Linked DNA regions of Homo sapiens: region 1 is linked to region 2. Evidence: read pairs that join two places in POLR2A ChIA-PET (ENCODE). Cell type or tissue: PC-3. All regions are shown on one strand. Links, peaks and the distances in the headings refer to the core of each region. The heading gives the core; the rest is flanking DNA. Region 1 overlaps PCF11 (PCF11 cleavage and polyadenylation factor subunit). Region 2 overlaps PRCP (prolylcarboxypeptidase).

Evidence for each region. Peaks named below come from ENCODE experiments on the same cell type or tissue, not always from the same donor. Only the 100,000 strongest peaks of a DNase experiment are listed, where the experiment ranks them.
Region 1: POLR2A ChIA-PET joins it to region 2 with 10 read pairs; 2 of 35 experiments call an interaction of 5 or more read pairs at or near these places.

The regions. Positions count from the first base shown.
Region 1 is chr11:83,176,752-83,185,094 of GRCh38, reverse strand. It overlaps PCF11 (PCF11 cleavage and polyadenylation factor subunit), which reads right to left. Exons shown (of 16, transcript NM_001346413.3): 10 at 7,891-8,010; 11 at 7,276-7,381; 12 at 3,904-4,087; 13 at 3,086-3,241; 14 at 2,604-2,696; 15 at 2,022-2,057; 16 at 1-416. The coding sequence ends at 201. It overlaps ANKRD42-DT (ANKRD42 divergent transcript), which reads left to right. Exons shown (of 3, transcript NR_149009.1): 3 at 242-604. Among named protein-coding and RNA genes, the nearest start is that of PCF11-AS1, 6.6 kb to the left of the region's middle. In PC-3, for the core only: no CTCF peak of the experiment used is centred there; no DNase peak of the experiment used is centred there; H3K27ac peaks cover 676 bases.
Region 2 is chr11:82,853,619-82,861,961 of GRCh38, reverse strand. It overlaps PRCP (prolylcarboxypeptidase), which reads left to right. Exons shown (of 9, transcript NM_005040.4): 2 at 1,845-1,985. Among named protein-coding and RNA genes, the nearest start is that of PRCP, 43 kb to the left of the region's middle. RefSeq lists an enhancer at 2,703-3,902. In PC-3, for the core only: no CTCF peak of the experiment used is centred there; DNase peaks (open chromatin) are centred at 2,931 and 7,501; H3K4me3 peaks cover 1,555 bases; H3K27ac peaks cover 2,074 bases.

The sequences.
Region 1 (8,343 bases), core at 20-8,019, 320 kb before region 2:
ACACAACAAGCACCTGAAACTCTGCAGGCAGTAGGAAATGCAAATACTAAAATGTATTTATTAACCAAATGATAGCTGAAGGCCCTGCCTCAGCCAGACAATTTATATAGATATGTCTATATATACATAAAAAAATTCTTCACCTTCTAGATCCAACAGCAGCTTTTTTAAAAAAGAAAAACATACCTTTCTCATTTTATTTAAACTGACTCGACTGTGTCATTTTCTGTTTTAATTTCAGAGGGTGTTGCTATGCTTTCCTCTGTACAAGCTGGTGGTGTATCAATTCGTTCTTCCTTAACTTTGGGACTGTCACAGGGTTCCTGCAATTCGTTTTTGACAATGTTCAACATAATATTCAAGGGGTTTTCAACTGGTGTCTTGCTGGGAGATGGTGTACAATCAAATGAAGATGTCTACAAAATGAAAGGCCCTATGAGTACTGATGAAAGTTCAAAATTCTCACATTAAATAACATTTAGTCTTGTAAGACCCTTGTATGAACAAGAGAACACACATACAACCAAATGCAAATGAAACACCTGCCTCCCAACAAAATGTGCCATAAAGACAACCAGAAATAAAATATATATTGCACGTTCAATATGTACTCAGCAGTGAGTTAAGCAGTTAACAGCTAAGTTATAGGACATTATACAGCCAAAAAAAGTTGATTAGACATGCTTCTACATTTTAATCTCTACATAGATGTTAAACTCATACATATATCCTGGGACTTGTTACTACCCTAATTTCAAATAGTCTGAGGATTTTTTAAATCCCCACAAACCATCACCCTCAACACTAGTCTTCTGACAACCTAAATAAACCTTCCAAATTGCCTCCAACCCATTATCTCTAAAAACCTATTTATTCCATTACTTGATTTTAAAAACAGACTACAAATATGACCATTTGAACTTTTTTTTTTTTTTTTTTTTTTGAGACAGAGCTCACTCTTGTCGCACAGGTTGCAGTGCAGTGGCATGAACTCAGCTCACTGCAACCTCCACCTCCTGGATTCAAACAATTCTCCTGCCTCAGCCTCACAATCAGGTGGAACTATAGGCACCCGCCACCATGCCTGGCTAATTTTTGTATTTTTAGTAGAGACAGGGTTTCACCATGTTGGCCAGGCTGTTCTCGAACTCCTGACCTCAGGTGATCCACTCGCCTCGGCCTCCCAAAAGTGCTGGGATTACAGGCATGAGCCACCACGCCCAGCCGACCATTTGAACTTTTAAGGTCAACGACTGGTATCATTTTTAGATTCCGTATGTGATCATTAAAAAGTATACCTATTTTGGCCGAGCACGGTGGCTCACGCCTATAATCCTAGCACTTTGGGAGGCCAAGGTGGGTGGATCACTTGAGGTCAGGAGTTCAAGACCAGCCTGACCAATGTGGTGAAACCCTGTCTCTACTAAAAATACAAAATTAGCCAGGTGTGGTGGTGCACGCCTGTAATCCCAGCTACTTGGGAAGCAGGGGCAGGAGAATCCCTTGAACCCAGGAGGTGGAGGTTGCAGTGAGCCGAGATTGCGCCATTGCACTCCAGCCTGGGCAACAAGAGCGAAACTTTGTCTCAGAACAAAACAACAAAAAGAATATACCTATTTAGATGGCTGAATAGAGATGTAAGAAAAAAAAATAGCAGTAAATGCTACCCATAGCTCTAGAAACGTATCCCCATCAGGATCCTTATCTTCACTTTTCCTCACATTTCTTTGGGCCTAGTGGACTAGTAAAAGATACCATGATTCAAGTGAATAAAATGCAAGGAATGATAAATTTCAAAATTTTAATTGTTTGCGTTATCACAGAAAATGATATTCATATATGTCAATTCTGTCAATCTGGCACCAGTTTTTACTGAACAACCTAAATGCTATATCAAAAAACAAAAACAGTTCAATATATTAAGTTTAAAATAACAATATTGCTCTGATGCAAAAAAAAAACTGAAAAGTAAAATTTATTAATGCAAATGAGAACAAATACAGTAACCAAAAAGAACTTACATTTTGATAATCTTCATAACATGATGGATGATAAATCTGAAGCAAAAAGAAAAAAAGTAAATATGTGCGTATTCATTTCTAATGGGCTATTCTGATATTTCTTTTTAACTTTAAGCCAGAAGATAGTCTTTGGAAAGAAGACAAAAATTATTTGGTCCCAAAATGGATAAAACCAAATTTTCATCCTTATGCTTAAAGAGTCTGAAAAACTGACTTCTCTTGGCCCATTTAAGTATCTAGCCTAACTTGCTTTGTTTTCAGCACAGTATAGTTTGATGATGAAATATAAATCCACAATCAAAATAGTGTGGGTCGACAGAAAAACGACTAACTAGATTCAGAAGACCTAGTCCTGGGTCTGTCACTGACTAATAGTGCAACCTCCTGTGTAAAGTGTACAGAACCGGGTGACTGCTAAGATCCCTTCTAATTCAAACATTCTATTACTAAAGTCCAATACCCTTTTTATTAAGACCAAAAATCAAACAAAAACTATTATGAACCGCCTCCTTTCAAAGTAATGTGTTAACCCAACAAAAAAACACTAATCTTAACACTTCCTTATAAAGAAATGAAAATTACCTTTCCATCTACTCTAATAGCATTTTTCAAATGCCATTCCTCCTCTTCTTCATCCCAGTATTGTTCAAATTGTTCTTGACAGATTTCACAACTCTAAAATAGAATCATATAAAATGAAATTTACATAATAGACCATATTTAACCCCATTAAGTAAAAATATACAAACACTGTTAAGTGGAGTAAAGAATTTATGAGTGTTCCAAAAGTTTGAATAATGTCCAATATACAGTATGATTCAAAATACATTTATGGGATTCTGTCAATCTTTCCAGTAAAAAGAGTAAACATTTCACTGCTTTTGGCCACTGTAGTTATGAAACTCAAAGCTAGATTGTAAGAGTAAAATTGAAGAGTAGAGCTTTCAAGAAGTCTTAAAATCATTAAAACAGGGATATAAATATAGTGATGTGTTTATGAGTATTTACATAAAGGAAGTGAGGGACACTCCCACTGTGAGAAAACTTAAACGTTCTTCTCTCACCTCAACTGCTCCAGCTGGTCCAGCAGGTACACTTTGGAACTCTTTTTCTTTAGCAGCCTCTTGAGTTTTGAGCACAACTTCTTCATGCACCTTTTCAAAAAACTGGCTCTTTGCCCGTTCTTCCAGATCAGCTATCTCCTCAAATTCTATCCAGTCCTTAAAAGGAGTTGATTTTTAAAAGATTATTCCATTTATTTCTAAATTTTTACTGTGTATCTTCAATATAATGCCATTTAAAGGTAGGGGTATACTATTTTCTACATTATGCTCTAATATTATTTAAAATTATACTTTGAAACATATAACTAATGACAACATGAAACTAATAATTAAGATCTTTTCCATTAACTCTATAGTTACAACTACTAATTCAAAAAAGACAAGCTTCAAGTATATTTTTTTTTTTACAAAAAACAGTCCTAGAGCCTGGGAATTTTAGAGCTAGAACAAGCCTGTAGGCTACACTCTAATCTTAATTAAAAAAAAAAAAATTCCCTTCAAAATTCATTTTTTAAAAAATGTGTTTATATTCCAGGGGTCAAAGCCTTGGACTTTTAGAGCTAGAACAAGCCTGTATGCTATACTCTAATCTTAATTTAAAAAAAAAAATACTCTTCAAAATTCATTTTTTAAAAAATCTGTTTATATTCTAGGGGTCAAATTTTATTCAGGAAATTTCAATGTTAGATTCCAGCAGTTATTAAAATTATTAAATTACTTAATTAAAATTAAATTTTAATAATTATTAAAATTAATATACTTTTAGAATGATATAATTTAAGCCTAAAAGATACTATGGAGGCACATGGGTTACTTACTGTTAAACTGTAGTACCAACGTCTATGAGTGACTTTTCGGCTAACATCCTTTTCAGTTCTATTTTGCCGATAATGCCAGTCCAAATGATCTGCATAAACATCTGTCTGTGATGTTGTAAACCTCATTCCACAAGAGTAACACTGAATACCAGTGTACAGTCGATTTATAACACTGTCATAACGTCTATTTTGAAAAAGAAATAATCTTTAGTGTTGATAATATGGCTTAATGGCCTTTAAAAGCCAATTACAAATATTTCAATTTTCCATACTGTAACAATGGTGAAACCAAGAGCTGGCTGAAACAGTTAATACCCAAAGATCAGTATTATTCTCTAACAATGTGATTGACCCTCTTTACCTTAACTTTGGTGACTTTTGGAAGATGGAGCCTGTCTTCTTATTGATAGCCCTGACCCAGTTATTTATTTCCTTTTAGCTAAAAATGAAATGATCCTGTGCTAGCTAACAAGGCAATAGTTAGCTTATTTTAGTTTGGAGTCAAGTCAAGATGGACATGGCAGAACAGTTAAATTTCACCTCTCTAGATCTTTGGCATTCTGAATAATTCAACTTCTCCACTCTGGTGTAACAGTGAAAAAAGGACAGAAGAAATAATAATAGTATGGATAACTAAAGAGAAAACTTAGAATACCATTGGGAAACAATAATTAGTTTGCTGTGGTCAACAAATAATTAGTTTTTTAAATTCTGGGCTCCCTATTTGGGAAGAAACAGGTATATATAGAAGACCAAGTAAGTGAACAAACAGAGCAGTTATTAACTCCAAGAAAAAAAAAAAAAATAGCCGGGCACAGCGGCTCACGCCTGTAATCCCAGCACTTTGGGAGGCCAAGGTGGGCAGATCACGAGGTCAGGAGCTCAAGACCAACCTGACCAACGTGGTGAAACCCTGTCCCTACTAAAAATACAAAAATTAGCTGGGTGTGGTGGCACATGCCTGTAATCCCAGCTACTTAGGAGGCTGAGGCAGGAGAATCACTTGAATCGGGAGGCGGAGGATGCAGTGAGCCAAGATCACGCCACTGCACTCCAGCCTGGGCCACAGAGTGAGACTCCATCTCAAAAAAAAAAAAAAAAAAATAGAATAAAGCAAATAACAGAACACTGGTACTTTGTTACAGCAACAAAATAAACATCTAGTCACAATATTAATACTGAATAATAAAAAACAGTCTTATAACTACATGGAGGGGAGTTAGTAGGACACTACAAGAGCTAGCTAAATCCACCCCCCGCCCGTTTTTTTTGGAGACGGAGTCTCGCGCTCTGTCACCCAGGATGCAGTGCAGTGGCCCGATCTCAGCTCACTAAAGCCTCCGCCTCCTGGGTTCAAGCAATTCTCCCCACCTCAGCCTCCCGAGTAGCTGGGATTACAAGTGCCCACTACCACGCCCAGCTAATTTTAGTATTTCTAGTAGAGACAGGTTCTAGTAGAGACATGTTACCATGTTGGCCAAGCTGGTCTTGAACTCCTGACCTCAGGTGATCTGCCCACCTCAGCCTCCCAAAGTGCTGGGATTACAGGCATGAGCCACTGCGCCCAGCCTAAATCACTTTCAGAAAGTTAAGAGATTATGTCCAGATGTGGTAAATCAAGAAACAGAAAATTATGTGTATTATAAGAAATAGGTGGCTCAAACCTGTAATCCCAGCATTTTGGAAGGCCGAGGCGGGCAGATGACTTGAGCCCAGGAGTTCGAGAACAGCCTGGACAACATGATGAAACCCCATCTCTACTAAAAATACAAAAATTAGCTGGGCGTGGTGATGGGTGCCTATAATCTTAGCTACTCAGGAGGCTGCGGCAGGAGAATCACTTGAACCTGGGAGGCGGAGGTTGCAATGAGCCAAGACAGGGCCACTGCACTCTAGCCTGGGTGACAGAGTGAGACTCTGTCTCAAAAAAAAAAGGAAAAAGAGGTAAATGGCAGAAAAAATAGTTTGAAAAGTTAAAAAAATAAAATGATTGCCTCTAGGGTACAGTGTTGGGTGAAGGAGAAAGGGATGCCATCTTTTATTAAAAGCCTTTATGTGAAAGTATTACTTTGAAAAAAAAAAGGATTTTACATTATAGTATCTAATTCAAATTTAAAAAATGATTTTAAGAGTGAAAAACTCATTCACTATTTTATTTTTTATAAAGTACTCACAGGATTAATGAATTTATTCACTAGAAAAATCTTTAAATGTTTTTTATAATACAATAGAAAATTATGAAAAGATATGCACCAAATGTTAACAGTTGTTATCCATAAAGTGAGAGTTGTACGTTTTCTTGATTTTATTTATAGTATGTTCTAATTTTCCACAATTAACATTACTTATAAAATGAAAAATAGATTTTTTTTTTTTTTTGAGACACAGTCTCGCTCTTTCGCCCAGGCTGGAGTGCAGTGGCGTTATCTCGGCTCACTGCAAGCTCCGCCTCCCGGGTTCACACCATTCTCCTGCCTCAGCCTCCCGAGTAGCTGGGACTACAGGCACCCGCCACTGCGCCCGGCTAATTTTTTGTATTTTTAGTAGAGACGGGGTTTCACCATGTTAGCCAGGATGGTCTTGTTAGCCAGGATGGTCTCGATCTCCTGACCTCGTGATCCACCTGCCTCGGCCTTACAAAGTGCTGGGATTACAGGAGTGAGCCACCGCGCCCAGCCGATTTTTTTTTAATTGTAAATGCTGAACTATGAAAATCTCATTTCTGAACCTCAAAAATGTTAAGAATATCAATACAGAAAAAATGATGATACACAGAAAATGAAACTAAACAGGAATACATGAATTATCAATACCTAATATTTAAACTCCCTAAGTTTTCTGTATCACAGATTAAAAAATGAAAATTTTGAGGGACCAGGTGTGGTGGCTCACACCTGTAATCCCAGCACTTTGGGAGGCCAAGGCAGGTGGATCACTGGAGGTTAGGAGTTCGAGACTAGCCTGGCCAACGTGGTGAAACCCCATCTCTACTAAAAATACAAAAATTAGCTGGGTATGGTGGTGCACACCTGTAATCCCAGGAGAATCACTTGAACCTGGGAGGCAGAGGTTGCAGTGAGTCAGGATCACGCCACTGAACTCCAGCCTGGGCAGCAGAGTAAGACTTTTGGGGGTGGCCTTTGGCCCAAGTACTTGTACAGCAGACATATTTTAAAAGACGATTTAAAAATAGGCTTCCCAAAGACTATGTTATGTATATTTTACCACATTAAAAAAAAAAAAAGACTTCCTAAATGTTAAAACAGTAAAAGGGATAAAGGGAAAGGGAAAGCACTAATAGTAACAATGTCCACTATAACAGTGTTATTAAAGTCACTGCCTCTTTATCTTAAAGAAAATTAGATTACATACTGTTTCAATTCTTCAACTGTAAAATTAGTAAGATCTGGAACATCTTGATCTTCATTTTGATCTTCCTCCTCTTCAGGGGGAGGCTGAGCAGTTACTTCACTTACTTCTTCAATTAAGAAGAGACATACAAATTTCTTAATACCATTCTCCATGTATTCTCTACAGAGGAACACTATAGTATTATAAGCAAATAGAGAAATCCACCTAGTCCATTCAGTGCTTCTGATCTCAAGTTTACTGGCCAAGGAACCTAATACAATTTTTTATTTTGATATGTGATGTTAACTCTGATTTCTTAAAAGTCATCTATAATAAAAGTCATTTATTTCATTAATATTCAAAACCTTTTCAAAAGTTAATCTAACATACAATTACTGGTAAAAAGCCTGCACATTAGGTATGTTAGTTAACTGAAACACATGTCCACTATAAGGTAGTTCAATCTTAGGAAATCTAAAAGAATTTCATTATAAACCGAAAATCAAAAATAAAAGCTATACCTAGGAATTCAATTATTGTAAGGACCTTTATCATAACTTATATCATTATATTACATCATACATCTCAAAAACTTAATGAAGCTTTGTGTAAATTTAAGTATAAAATCACACTTACGTGTTGTAGCTGAATCAGTTTGGGACAATTTGAGAATTCCTGTTTTTAGCAATTTTGAAAACAATTCATTTACATCCACCTGACTGAGATGATTATCAGGATATGCCTTAGGGAGGGCTCCTAACAAAAAAAAGAAAGAAAGAAAAAAAACCACTTTTGAAGTGAATGTAGAACTTAAAGATGCAAATTATACTAAGCATTTTTCAAAGTTTTCTTCAAGATGTCCTGCCAACAGTAAATTTGACAAAATCTAATTTATTAATAAGTTTAATTTCAAAAGCCCCTAAGATTATCTTTTCATTTAGGTCTACAAGTCAGCATGACTTGAGAATATATTCTTTTTTCCTTCTTTTTTTTTTGTTTTTTTATTATACTTTTAAGTTCTAGGGTACATGTGCACAACGTGCAGGTTTGTTACATAGGTATACATGTGCCATGTTGATTTGCTGCACC
Region 2 (8,343 bases), core at 27-8,026:
TCAGATTTGGAGCATTTGGATTTTGGATTTTTGGATTAGGGATGCTCAACCTGTATCATTTAATAACTAGTCCATATTAAAATTACACATTTGTCCCTACATCATTGTGTATATCTTGTTTGTTCAAACTAGGATCCAATCCAGGGTCATGTATTATGTCTGGTTATTATGTTCCTTAAAATTCATTTAATCTAAAATAGTCCTTTCTCATGATATTGCCTTGTCAATTGTCTTGTAAAATGTTCTACCTTCAGTATCTGTTGTCCCTTTGAAATATCTTCAACTTGCTCTTTTACCTTTATATTTCCTGGAACCTGGAAATTAGATCTAAAGGCTGGATTAAGATGAAATGAAACATTTTCGGCAGGAATACGTCATAGGTGATATGTGCTTCATGTTGTGCCACATGAGGAGATACATAATCCCTGCGTGCTCTACCATTGATGATACTAACAAAATTAATTACTAGATTAAAGTGATAGCAGCCTGATCCTTCCATTGTAGTTATGTTTTCCCCTTGTGACAAGCGAGTATTCTCTATTGTATTACTTTGATACTATATGAATGTTCATTTTCATATTATTCATTTTCCTAATGCTTTTAACACCAATTGATAATTCTTGCCTGAATCAGTAACTTTACAGAACTGTCATATTCTAATTCTGTCATTCCTTCCACATTAGCTGACATTTGACTAAACACAGCTCTTCTTTATTAACTGGGACTATTCGTAGCCATCAAACACAGTTCTGTTGGACAGGCAGGTTAAATGTTGAATTTTTTACTTTTTAATTCCCAATTTCAGAGTAAGAGTTGATTTAATAAACAAATGGTGGCAAATGAACCTTTTCCTTTCTTTCCTTTTTAGAAATATTTTTGTGGACTAATGGAGTTTCATGAATTGAATGTTTCAATTAACTACAGTCATTATTCTTTTTATGTTTAATTTGTTTTTGTTTTACGTTCAATTTATTAAAATGATTGCCAGTGATAGTTCCTTGTGGTTGGTTCCTATCTTCTTTAAATATAACTCTCCATTAATTGTGAGCACTTTCTTGCTTCCTTGCACAGCAAAATGCATAAGCTTATCTTGCAGCTTCCTTGTCCCAAATGTCAATCAGCCACTTCACTAATAAGCCCTAATTTCTTTTGGTGGGAATGATATAGACATGAAATTCTTGTAACTTAGAATATCTATGGTGTGCTGGGGTGACAAGGTTTATGGACCTTTTCAGTAGTCTATTTAGTTCATGAATTTTTAATATTGAAAGTTTGTACAATGAAAATTCAGATAGTAATGGAAAACTGTATTTTGAAAAATAATGGGATGTATTATATACTTAAAAATTGCTAAGGGAGTAGATTTTAAGTGGTCTTATCACAAAAAATGATAAATATATGAGGTAATGCTTATGTTAATTAGCTCAATTTAGCCATTCTACAGCATATACGTATTTCAGAACATCATGTTATATACACCATACGTAAAATTTTATTTGCCAATTAAAAATGCATTAAAAATTAAAAAAGGGTTCACATTGTATTTACAATTCAATTTTAACATTATGTTTTTAAGTAGCTATTTGATTTTATAATTGTATTTTTTCTTTTACATTGAAAATCTTGATCACCAATAGCAAATATTACTTTATTTTATAATATAAGGAAATGATTTCAAAATAATAATATCGATATTACTATTAATAATAAAACAGTGAAGTTTAAAATTTCTTGTGATTATTTTTGTAGTAGAGATTGATTTTAATGGAAGAATTAATTACCTTTATGTTGATCTCATTTTATTACTTTCCTTTGAAATATGTTTTGTTTTGTTTTTATCACAGGTTGATCATTTTGGATTTAATACTGTGAAAACTTTTAATCAGCGGTACCTAGTAGCTGATAAATACTGGAAGAAAAATGGTGGATCAATACTTTTCTACACTGGTAATGAAGGGGACATTATCTGGTTTTGTAATAACACGGTATGTGCAGATTCATGAAATTCCAGTGCTCAATTTGACTTTTATTATGATAACTTGGAAGAAATGTTTTGCAATATGTATGACCAAACATTGCTGTTCTTAATTGTAAAGTTCTGTAAAAAATAACAAAAAAATTAACACACTAATAATAGAAAAATAGCAAAAGCACATGAATAGGAAGTTCATAAAAGAATTAAATACAGATATCCAATAAGTCTGCATATTCAGCTTTAAAGAATTACAAATGAAAAGAATAATGTACAATTTTTGGAGAATTGAATTATTTTATTTTATTGTATTTTTCATGGACTGCCTGAACATCCCAGAGAATTGAATTTTGCAAGTTTTTTGTTTTTGTTTTGCTTTGTTTTGTTTATAAAATCTCAGCTTGTTTCTAGAGTGAACAAGCATATAAGGGAAACGGATAAGAATGTTACTGTGTATAGTTTATTTTGATTATGGTCTCTAGAAGGTAAAAACAAGGGTGGGAATTTTTGTATGTTTAGTGTTATATTGTCAGTGTCCAGGACATATAGAAGGTGATATATGTCTGTTAAATGAATGAATGAATAAAACCTAAACAAAGCCAGTGCAAATGAGAAAAAAATATACAAATAGGAATGGGAAAAGGTAAAGTTGTAGTTACATTTTAGTTTAGCTTTCCTGTTCTACCATTTTCTTTTATTTGTGAGGGTTAAAAGTAGTATATAGCCTGTTAGCTTGCTTCCCTGACTATATTTTCTATCACCTTTTATAATGCCGAAATCCATTAACAAAACTTAATTTGGAAAGATATGTGAAAGGAAGAAATGCTCCTTTTCAATGTGTCAGTGCTGTGACTAGGAAATGTCAACTTTCTACCAAAAAGCTAGTTGTGAACTACCTTAAAGTGGGGAATGAATTATGTATTATCCCTAATGCCAGTGTCTGGCACAATGCCTGGTAGTCAGGAGGTCTCAGTAAATGTTTGTTTAACTGGTATATGAATTTAAAGTAAAGATATGAACCCAATTACATTGTTATTGCATTTCTCATTTCTGATTATTTCCTTAGGAATGTTAAGAATCTAAGTAATTTAGTTGAAATAAAATACTTCCCAGAGAAATGAGATCCTAGGATGCCTATTTCTTTTAGGTCAGTGACAAGAGAAATCAGATTCTTTCTCTGATTTCTGGAAAGGAGACAAGAGAAATCTCCTTTCCATCAGATTCCCGTTCTGTTATTCTGTGAAACCACAGAGGCTGCCTTGTCTCTTTTCTCCTTTTGGTGTGACTTTCATTTTATGTGAAGGCCACAGGGTAACTTACCCTGTCCAGTGATTTTTCCAGTTTCCATTCTCTTGTATTATAGGCAGGTAGCTGTTCCTGCCTCCACTAGGCACTACTCTGACAGGCACTGTGGCAGAACTTAAGGTTTGCTGGGGTATCTCTGTTCTCGAAAGTGGTGGAAAGGAAGAGATATTCAGTGTAGGAACAGTTCTGAAGAACTGACTAGAGGCAGATCATAGAAGAGCAGATCCTGGCCCATCCGCAGCCCCAGAGACCTTCCTTTACATACCAAAATGTTCCAGTGCACATTCACTGCTGGACATTAATTTGTTGAGAGGCAGCATCACACAGTGGTCGAGAGTGAAGGCTTCAGTCAGATAGACAAGGTTTGAATGCTGATTTTGCCACTTTGCTGTGTGACTTTAGGTAAGTTTCTTGTTCTGTGCCTCAGTTTTCTCATCTGTTAAATGGATACAGTAATAATGGTTCATAGAGTTGTGTAAAGAATTAAAGAAGATTAGGGGACTTGCAAGCACATAATGTTAAAAGATGTTGATATATTACATTGACCTCTTTTGAAAAATAAGAATACTCCTGAAATACATCACTTATTACTTTGTGAACTAGTTCAATGAAATTGCCTCCTCTCAAAGCCTGAAATCAACTGCACAGAGGTCTGGACATTGTAATGGATGATCTTTACTCTTAAGATACTCACGGTCTGGTGTGTGACATACATGTAAGCAAATTTTGCGGCACAGTACCAGGGACCTATACCTAGCACAGTGGTGTTGAGAAGGGGGAGTGATCAGCACTGCCAAGGTGGGGCAGGCAGAGGTGGGCATGCTTGAGCTGGGTGTTTGCAAGATCTGTAGATAAATGGCAGGGAATGAGTAGATCCTTAAGAGAGAAAGTGGGGGTTATTGAAACCATCACAAATATCTGGTTAAATTCTCTATCCTTACATGCATATAACTCTTCTAATTGTTCATTTATCGATCAAAACAAAAACACTTGAGGTTCTTAGTCTTTGTTAGGGAGCAGGAACTCACTAAAAAGCAACAATGTGCACTAGGAATGACAAGTAGTTTTAATCTGTGCTAAATCTAAATCTAATCGATTGATGTTGACTACCTAGAATGCTTCGTTGAGAACAGATTCTGAGGCCACAACTGAGTAAGCGAAAAAATGAAGTGATTGGCTAATGACCAGATATAGATGGTTCTAGCAAGGAGATCTAACAGCTCTTGATGATGGTGCTCTGGAGCCAGACACCTGTTTGAATCTTGGCAATGCCGCTTACTAGCTGTGTGAATGTTGAAAGTTATTTAAACTCTTGTGCCTCAATGTTCTTGTCTATAAAATGGGGGTAATCAAAGTGCCTATTTCATAGATTGCTGTGATAATTAAGTGAATTAATTCATATGAAATGCTTAGAACAGTGCCTGACACATTATAAACACTCAGTTATTATTAGCCATTGTGTGCTACTATTTATTTTCCAATAAAGAAGATTAATTGAAACCCCCTAGGGAGTTTAGTATGCTTGTTTGTTTTGCTTTCTCTTTTATGTTGTCAATGCCTATGAGTAGACAGCTTCTTTAGATATCTTTAGCTCTTTCCTAGAAGATTTGGCAAACAGTGCAATTTGTAGACTTTTTTTTTTTTTTTTTTGAGACAGAGGCTCGCTCTGTCGCCCAGGCTGGAGTGCAGTGGCGCTATCTCGGCTACTGCAAGCTTCGCCTCCCAGGTTCACGCCATTTTCCTGCCTCAGCCTCCCGAGTAGCTGGGACTACAGGCGCCTGCCACCACGCCCGGCTAATTTTTTGTATTTTTAGTAGAGACAGGGTTTCACCGTGATCTCGATCTCCTGACCTCGTGATCCGCCCGCCTCGGCCTCCCAAAGTGTTGGGATTACAGGCGTGAGCGACTGCGCCTGGCCCATTTTTTTTTAAAGTTGAAATTACCTTTTATTTTTATTTAATTTGTTTTCTCTCCATCGTGTTTTTTTTTCTTGACTTTTATTTTAGGTTCAGGGGGTACATGTGCAGGTTTGTTAACTTGGGTAAATTGTGTGTTGCTCAGATTTGGTGTATGAATGATCCCATCACCTAGGTAGTAAGCATAGTACCTGATACGTAGTTGTTGAACTCATGCCCCACACCCACACTCCCTGCACTATTAGCCCCTCTAGTAGTCATGCAGTGTCTATTGTTCCCCTCTTTGTGTCCATGTGTATTCAGTGTTTAGCTCCTGCTTATAAGTGAGAACATGCAGTGTTTGGTTTCCTGTTGCTCTATTAGGTCACTTAGGATAATGGCCTCCAGCTACATCCATGTTACTGCAAAGGATATTATTTTGTTCTTTTTAATGGCTACGTAGTATTCTATGGTGTATATAGACCACATTGTCTTTATCCAGTCCACTCTTGAAGGGTATCTAGGTTGATTCTGTGTCTTTGATATTGCAAACAGTGCTAAGATGAACATACAAGTGCATGTGTCTTTTTGGTAGAATGGTTTATTTTTATTTTAAATTTTTATTTAGTTTTTAATTTTATTTTTTGTAGAGAAAAGGGTTTCACTATGTTGCCCAGGCTGGTCTCAAACTCCTGGACTCAAGTAATCAACCTGTCTTGGCCGCCCAAAGTGCTGGGATTACAGGCATGAGCCGCCACACCTGGCCTATTTTTCTTTAGGTATATACCCAGTAGTGAGGATTGGTGGGTTGAATGGTAGTTCTATTTCAAGTTCTTTGGGAAATCTCCAAACTGCTTTCCGTAGTGGCTGAACTAATTTATATCGTACTAACAGTTTATAAGCATTCCCCTTTCTCCACAACCTCACCAACATCTGTTATTTTTTTACTGTTTTTTAATAATAGCCATCCTAACTGGTATGAGATGGTATCTCATTGTGGTTTTCATTTGCATTTCTCTGATGATAATGATGTTGAGCCTTTGTTCATGTTTGTTGGCCTTGTGTATGTCTTCTTTTGAAAAGTATCTGTTCATGTCTTTTGCCCACTTTTTAATGGGGTTGTTTTTTCTTGTAAATTTATTTACTTATTTATTTTATTGTTATTATTTTTTGAACAGAGTCTCGCTCTGTTGCCCAGGCTCGAGTGCAGTGGCGTGATCTGGGCTCGCTGCAAGCTCCGCCTCCCGGGTTCACGCCATTCTACTGCCTCAGTCTCCCGAGTAGCTGGGACTACAGGTGCCCGCCACCACGCCCGGCTAAGTTTTTTGCATTTTTAGTAGAGACGGGGTTTCACCGTGTTAGCCAGGATGGTCTCGATCTCCTGACCTTGTGATCCGCCCACCTCAGCCTCCCAAAGTGCTGGGATTACAGGCGTGAGCCACCATGCCCGGCCCTTTTCTTGTAAATTTAAGTTCCTTATAGATTCTAGATATTAGACCTTTGTCAGATGCATAGTTTGCAAATATTTTCTCTCATTCTGTAGGTGGTCTGTTTACTCTGTTGATAGTTTCTTTTGCTGTGCAGAAGCTCTTTAGTTTAATTAGGTCCCACTTGTCAGCTTTTGTTTTTGTTGCAATTGCTTTTTGGGACTTAGTCATAAATTCTTTGCCAAGGCTGATGTCCAGAATGGTATTTCCTCAGTTTTCTTCTGGGGTTTTTGGGCTTTTTATAGTTTTCAGTTTTACATTTAAGTCTTTTATCCATTTTGAGTTGATTTTTGTATATGGTGAAAGGAAGGGGTCCAGTTTCAATCTTCTGCATATGGCTAGCCAGTTATCCCAGCACCATTTATTGAATACGGAGTCCTTTTCCCATTGCTTGTTATTGTTGACTTTATTTAAGATCAGGTTGTTGCAAGCATGTGGCTTGATTTTTGGATTCTCTATCCTGTTACATTGGTCTGCATGCCTATTTTTGTACCAGTACCTGATGTTTTGGTTATTGTAGCCTTGCAGTATAGTTTGAAGTCAGGTAGTGTGATGCCTCTGGCTTTGTTTTTCTTGCTTAGGATTGCTTTGGTGATTCAAGTTTTTTGTTTGTTTGTTTGTTGTTGTTTTATATGGATTTCAAAATAGTTTTTTTTTCCTAACTCTGTGAAAAATGATGTTGGTAATTTGATAGCAATAGTATTGAATCTGTAAATTGCTTTGGGGAGTATGGCCATTTTAACAATATTGATTCTTCCTATGTATGAACATGGAATGTCTTTCCATTTCTTTGTGTTGTTTCTGATGCCTTTCAGCAGTGGTTTGTAATTCTCATTGTAGAGATGATTCACTTCCTTGGTTAGCTGTATTCCTGGATATTTCATTCTTTTTGTGGCTATTGTAAATGGGATTGTGTTTTTGATTTGGCTGTTAGCTTGATTGTTATTGGTATATAGACATGCTACTGATTTTTATACATTAAATTTGATAATGAAACTTTACTGAAGTTGTTTTGTCACTTCTAGAAGTCTTTTGGTGGAGTCTGTGGGGTTTCTAGGTATAGCATCATATCATTTGTGAAAAGAGACAGTTTGACATCCTCTCTTCCTGTTTGGATGCCTTTTATTTCTTTCTCTTGCCTGATTGCACTGGCTATAACTTCCAGTGCCGTGTTGGATAAGAGTGCTGAGACAGAGCATGCTTGCCTTGTCTTAGTTCTCAAGGGGAATGCTTACAGCTTTTGCCCATTCAGTACGATGTTGGCTATGGGTTTGTCATAGATGGCTTTTATTATGTTGCGGTATGTTCCTTCAATACCTACTTTTTTGAGAATTTTTACCATGAAGGGATGTTGAATTTTGTCGAATACATTTTCTGCATCTATTGAGATGATCATGTGGTTTTATTTTTTAGTTCTGTTTATGTGGTGAATTCTGTTTATTGATTTGTGTATGTTGAACCATCCTTGCATCCAGGAATAAAGCCTATATGATTCTGGTAAATTAACTTCTTGATGCTGCTGGATTTTGGTTTGCTAGCTTTGTTAAGGGTTTTTGCATCTATTTTCGTCAGGGATATTGGCCCGAAGTTTTCTTGTTTCATTGTGTCCCTGCCAGGTGTTGTATCATAATGATGCTAGCTTCATAGAATGAGTTAGGGAAGAGGCCCTCGTCCTTATTTAAAA